2 separate regions of the Homo sapiens genome follow, and region 2 is linked to region 1. Evidence: chromatin contacts called from ENCODE Hi-C or POLR2A ChIA-PET data. All regions are on one chromosome and are shown on one strand. Each heading gives the region's core, a stretch centred on a gene start or an enhancer-like site at or near the end of the contact. The rest is flanking DNA. Distances are from core to core; before and after follow the strand shown. Region 1 holds the start of BBS9 (Bardet-Biedl syndrome 9). Region 2 has its middle 81 kb from the start of FLJ20712.

Region 1 (2,819 bases), core at 171-2,670:
ATCCCTCAAAAGGTGTAAAAGTTTTAAAATTACTATATATACTATTGCTGTTGGATTTTTTCCCTTCAGTGAGCATTTCTATCAAGAAGTTGTACCATAAATATAAGTGTATAGTTGTAATTTAACCACGACAATTACACACAAGGAAAAATCCCTTAAACTCTGACAAATAACTTGTAACTTATTTTCAAAATAAAGTTTTTTAAAATTCTTCTTTAAAAACTTCTGGGTTTTCTAGTTTTTTTTTTAATTCTTCCGTATATTCATGAAAAAAATCTCAGTAATTGTTTTCTTTATAAAATGCTAATAAGTTAGAAAATCTTTCTCTGAATGCTGGCCAACTTAAGACCCATAGCTTATCCTGCAGCATCTTTCAAGTTGTTTATCAATGAGGACATGTAAGATGTGTATACCTGTAAGATACGGTTTCATTTTTAAAGTAAAAGTGAGATACCCAAAAAAATACATTTCTCCAGGAAATTGAAGTCAAAGGCAGGATTTGACTGGCAGGAGGTGCTGATAAAATCAGCGCAGCTCATCTAAACTGTTGTGGTCTCCAAGTAACAAGAGGAGAAACAATAATCCTATTACTAGAAGGATTGGGGGTATTAGTACATGCATCCTACTTCAGTCGTAGGCTGGGAACTGCTTTGCCCATTTACTCACAGACCTGTTGAAGTGTCTCAGGAGGATGCTCATGCTCCAAGTGACATTCCTCAATGGAATCCTTAAAAATTCTCATCCCTTTTTTCTCAAAAGTACTCACAGAATCTCATACACTTTGTGCTCCTAGTGTTTGTTTATTTCAGTGCAAACATCTAAGAAATCAATCACCTTACAGACTCCAAACCATTATACTGCATTAGAGAATCTTGTTCACAAAATAAAACATGGAAAGGGTATTCATGTACCCGAAGTTTAACAACAGACATACCATCTTACCTGATGCCACGTCAGATGAGCTCTGCCCCACCTTTCTGCGAACCCTCGTTCGGCAAATTTTGCTTTATGAACGCCTGACAAGGTCCCAGTGATGGAGCAGAGGGAGCAAGAACGGACGGTGCAGAGAAAAGCAACCTTTAGCTTCACTATTCCCTCTCGTCCTCCAGCTGAAAGTTGTTCCACGTCCCGGGCAAAGAGAGAGCCCCACCAGGCAGCACCACCAGCTCCACAGAGTTGGAGTGATTCCCCCAAGAAGCTCCCCTGCGCCCCCCGTCACCCCCAGAGACCAGCAGAGGAAACGGCATCTATCCCTTGGAAGACACTAGGCAGGCGAGAACAAATGCAAGTCCTGCTGCTCACACCGAGGAGGAAAGGATGGAGGAGGCGGTGAATGGGATGTAGCAGAAACCCGACGGCCGCAGCGGAAGGGACACCTCCCCTCTCCAGCCTAACTCTGAGCCATCTTCGCCCTGTTGTCATAGCACTTACAACGGACGCCACTGCGCAGGTCACGCCGTGCCGCGCCGACTTCTGGGGGCTGGAGTCCAGAGAGGCTGAGGCGCAAAGGCGGGGACCGACTTCTGAGAGGGCCGCGGTTGGAATTAGATTGCTACTGGGGCGGGGCTCGAGTGAACCACGGCCTGGTCCTCATTAGCAGAGAGTGATAATTACTGCAATCCTCTGCCCTGTCCTGGCAGCAGTTCCTTAAGGAAGACCCTCCTCCTGCCTGGGCTCCGGGGGCAGGCCACGCCCCCCCGGCCGCGTGACCGCCCTCTCCCCTCGGTGCGTGTGGGTGGGGCCTAGTGGGGGCGGGGCGTCACTGGCTTGTCCATGGTGCTCTGGGATCCTGCGCTTCTGAGAGTCCCAATCGCGGTGTTTTTTTCCTGCCGGGACACTCATGAGGGCCCCGTCCATGCACCGCGCGACCGTGGCGAGGGTGGTCGCGGTAGCGAGCGCCAGCGTGTGCGCCCTGGTGGCGGGGGTGGTGCTGGCCCAGTACATATTCACCTTGGAGAAGAAGGCGAGGCGGAAGACCAAGATCATCGAGATGATGAAGCTTTTGAACAGTTTCCAGTTTTTCCTTTTTTTACTATTTGAAACAGCGCTGCTTTGAAGTTACTTGTGCCTGCGTCCTGATACACATGTGTTAAATATATTTTCCGTATATACCTTAGAGTGCATTTCCTGGTATATGGGATTGGATCTATGTCTTCTTTTGTTTTTTACTTATTTTTTTTTAATCTTTACATTCAAATTCAATGTAGCCAACCTTGAAGTTTTTCTTGTTTGCTTTTTTCAATGGATTCTAGTGTAGGCTTTAAATTTCCAGTATTTCACCATCAATCCACAAATCCACATTCCCAGTAGAAAATACCATTCTAGTTTTAGTTTTTTGGGTTTTGGGTTTTTTTTTTTTTTTTAACTGAGACTGGGTCTCCCTGACAGGGTCGCCTAGACTGGAGTGCAGTGACAGGATCACTGCTCACTGAAGCACTGAAGCCTCAGCCTCCCGGGCTCAAACGATTCTCCCACCTTAGCCTTCCTAGTAAGCTGGGACTACAGGCACAGACCACCACACCTGGCTAATTTTTGTATTTTTTGTAGAGATGGAGTTTCGCCATGTCCAGGTTGCTCTCGAACTCCTGGGTTCAAACGATCCACCCACCTCAGTCCCCCAAAGTGCTGGGATTGCTGGCGTGAGCCACCGCGTCCGGCCTCAATATTTTTAAAAATGACCTTTCAGTCAAAGCCTTGGTAATATAACCAGTTTCCAATTGTATTCTGCTATACAGAGAGAGCAGATTTTTATTAGACTTATTGAAATGACCATATTACCATAAGAAGACTCACAAATGGTTTTCTAATTATGGAGGAAT
Region 2 (2,819 bases), core at 121-2,620, 680 kb before region 1:
CTCTCTTGTCTTTGTTCTCTTGCTCTCTTTCTCAGTTATCTAATGTTTAAATATGAAAAACAAAGCCAGCATATCTCCCTCACAGTGAGAGTGATCTAGCAATGATCTTAGCTTCCCTTAACTTGTAATAAAGAAGGAATGTGTTTGAACATGTTTGTACTTTATTTATTACTAGTAACCAGTGACCTGCAACCACCTCCTATTGTCTTGACATGCCAGTGTGTGGAGCATCACAGGAGGCTGAAAATCACTGGTCTTGTGGGAACTGAGCCTCAAGTTCAGGCTGCTGCCTCCTGCCGGGCAGGTTGTGCACCGCATGACTCCAGAGGGCGCCACTCGCACAGTCTACGATGGGGAAGGAACCCCACCCCCCGCCCCACTGGAGTTGTGTAATCAGGTGGTCTTACCCAAGTTGGACTTTGGGCCCAGCTTGAAAACCTCCTAAACACCCACTTTGAGCAGGCTAAGCTTCCATATCGCAACATTCCATCTGGCCAAACTACATGGACTCTTTTCTGCAAGGGAGTTTCTAACCTGACTTCTGACTTTGTAGGGAAGAAGAGAAAAGCAGGAAGGTTGATTTCACTCTAACCAGCTTTTAAGATGACTTGGTTTCTCATGAACCTGGGATCTTTAATATGGAGGAAAATCCAGCTCTAGAGGGAGAAGAACGAATGGTGAGAAGCAGGTCTCCACCCTCTTGCTTTCTATTGTCAAACAACAGGTCCCCAAAACCTAAGACCGATCACATGGAAATGACCCTATGCCAGTGCATCTGCAGATGTTGGAGCCATGGGGACCCTGAAGTGGGGGCAGTGCCAGAAGCCCATTCCAGGAACAGGAATTAGTTGCATCCCTGCTCTGGTGACAGTGGGTGATGTGGACAATAGCTGGCTCCAGTAGGCTGGGAGGGATGAGGGATATCTTGACTTTGTCAGGGGCTCTCCTATCCATGAAGCCTCCTTTCCCGAAAATGTGTTAGAGGGTTTATCAGTGGGGTACATCGGGCTGTCCTGTGAGAATGCCTCCCATTCCCCCCATAAATGAGCCCAGATGTTTCGGGCCATCTCCTTGACATAGCTTCGTTGGAGTTTCCATACAGAAAATGGCTACTCCCTGCCTGAGAAAATTTCCCAGCTGTCATGGCTGCTTCCATGTTCCTGACAAGCTGCTCCAAAAGTTATTTCAAGATGGAAGCAGCAGAAAGATGGATTAGCTCTGTCAACGGGGAGTCCTGAAGTCCTGCCATTCACTGAGCAAAGAAGCGTGTGCCTGCCATGGGCGGCTGATAAGGGAAGTGGACACAGGATAAACTTCAGCCCAGCCAGCTGACAAAGCTCAAATGCAGTCTGAAAGAAAACAGCTACTCCTGGGCCTCTGGTTTTTCAAAGCAAAGACTGTGGGCTTTGTTCGATTACCAGGTTGTTACCATCAGCAGAAAGCTTGCCATTCTGAGCTGCTGCTGCCTTCTGCAGAGACAACAGGACCAAAAAGTATCTCTTATAAGACAGTTTACTTGTAAGGAACCAGAAGCACAAGTTGCCACAAGAAATGCTCAGTCATCTCCTATGCCTCACGTCTCTGCCCCTCACCCCTAAACCATAAACCCCTCCACTCTTGTTCATTTTAAAGAGCAGAGCAGGGTTTTTACATAATGGACTTCCTAATGCATATCTCAGAACTGTGTAACTGCTAACACTTACTGGAGAGTTCAGTGTGTGCTTAATAAGAACAGTAAGAGCTTCACATGCATTCCCTCATTGAATCTTTACAACACACTGCTGTAATAACACAGCATTTTGCAGATGAGGAAACCAAGATGCAGTGTGGTGAGGTGCCTTGCCTAAGCACAGCAGACAGGTGGTAGCTCTGGGAAGTGCTACCAGGCTGGTCCTCTTCTGTTAAGTGCACTCCTTCTCTTGCCTTTTCTTACAAAAAAAAAAAAAATGTTGTGTTTACAGCTTGCAAAGGCTTTAGAATCTCTTGCCTGCATCACAGGTTTGGAGAAGCACAAGTTGCATGTGCTTCCATGCAATAAAATAATAACCAGACACTAATAATTCCCATGATTCCTTTCAGAAATCCCTGTGTCTGTGTTTGTCCCTTTTGAAAGGATTGTCCAGTTTGCTTGTTCCTATCTTATCTTGGTTAATTGAGCCAGATTTTACTTTTTCCTGGCTCCTTGAAACTCTCCCTGGCTAGATAAGCCTCAAGGGTTCTCTCTCCTTGCTATTAGTCACAATTTCCTAATGTTGAGCTTCTGCCAGGAAGACAGAGGAGGCAGCTCCAAACGCAAATAACTAGTTTGTGTGTGGGACTTTGGCAAAGTGTTGGTCACTTACAAAGGCTACACACAATTGGCCCAAGGACAGCTCCATGTCATTTTCCATCACGATGGAAAAAAAAAGTCTGTGTTAAAGTTGCTTCAAAACAGCTAGTTCCTTAACTTCTGTGGGGATAACTGGGCAGACATCTGAAGCCAGTGTACTGGGTCTCCGCAGACCTCTGGCTCGTCCAGGGGCTTGCCCCATCAAGGCAATGCACGCAGCTGTTACCTAAAAAGAACTGAGGGTCCATTAGGAAAAGTCGGCCAACCGTACCAAGATTTGCAAATGAAACATGTTAATCTTGTGCCATTTCTTTAGCAAATATTCCACACCTTGCAATGCAAGGTCCAGAACCAGAATACAAAACTGCACATAAAACTGAATGAAAACTGTTATCGAAGACAGCAGTTTTGAATTCTTTAAGTATGTTTCTCAAGTGACCATTATTTTTAACAGACATAGAAACACAATAATTTCATTAATGGCTTTCTC

Evidence for each region. Hi-C counts contacts between places; a loop is a spot of excess contacts on that map. ChIA-PET counts read pairs that join two places held with the same protein, here RNA polymerase II (POLR2A).
Region 2: a map of ascending aorta shows a loop between it and region 1 (6-fold over the local background). The contact joins the enhancer-like site here to the promoter of BBS9 in region 1. A Hi-C loop is called at or near these places in 1 of 168 maps with a recorded cell type or tissue (ascending aorta). POLR2A ChIA-PET finds 5 or more read pairs at or near these places in 1 of 52 experiments (activated CD8-positive, alpha-beta memory T cell).

What each region holds. Positions count from the first base shown.
Region 1 is chr7:33,128,165-33,130,983 of GRCh38, reverse strand. BBS9 (Bardet-Biedl syndrome 9) reads right to left here and starts at 1,420. Exons shown (of 23, transcript NM_198428.3): 1 at 943-1,420. RefSeq lists enhancers at 1,358-1,467, 1,958-2,007 and a silencer at 1,518-1,817.
Region 2 is chr7:33,805,447-33,808,265 of GRCh38, reverse strand. No RefSeq gene overlaps it. Among named protein-coding and RNA genes, the nearest start is that of FLJ20712, 81 kb to the right of the region's middle. Within about 2 kb of position 1,370, at least 5 of the 41 ENCODE cell types and tissues checked have a DNase peak (open chromatin) inside an H3K27ac peak, as active enhancers do.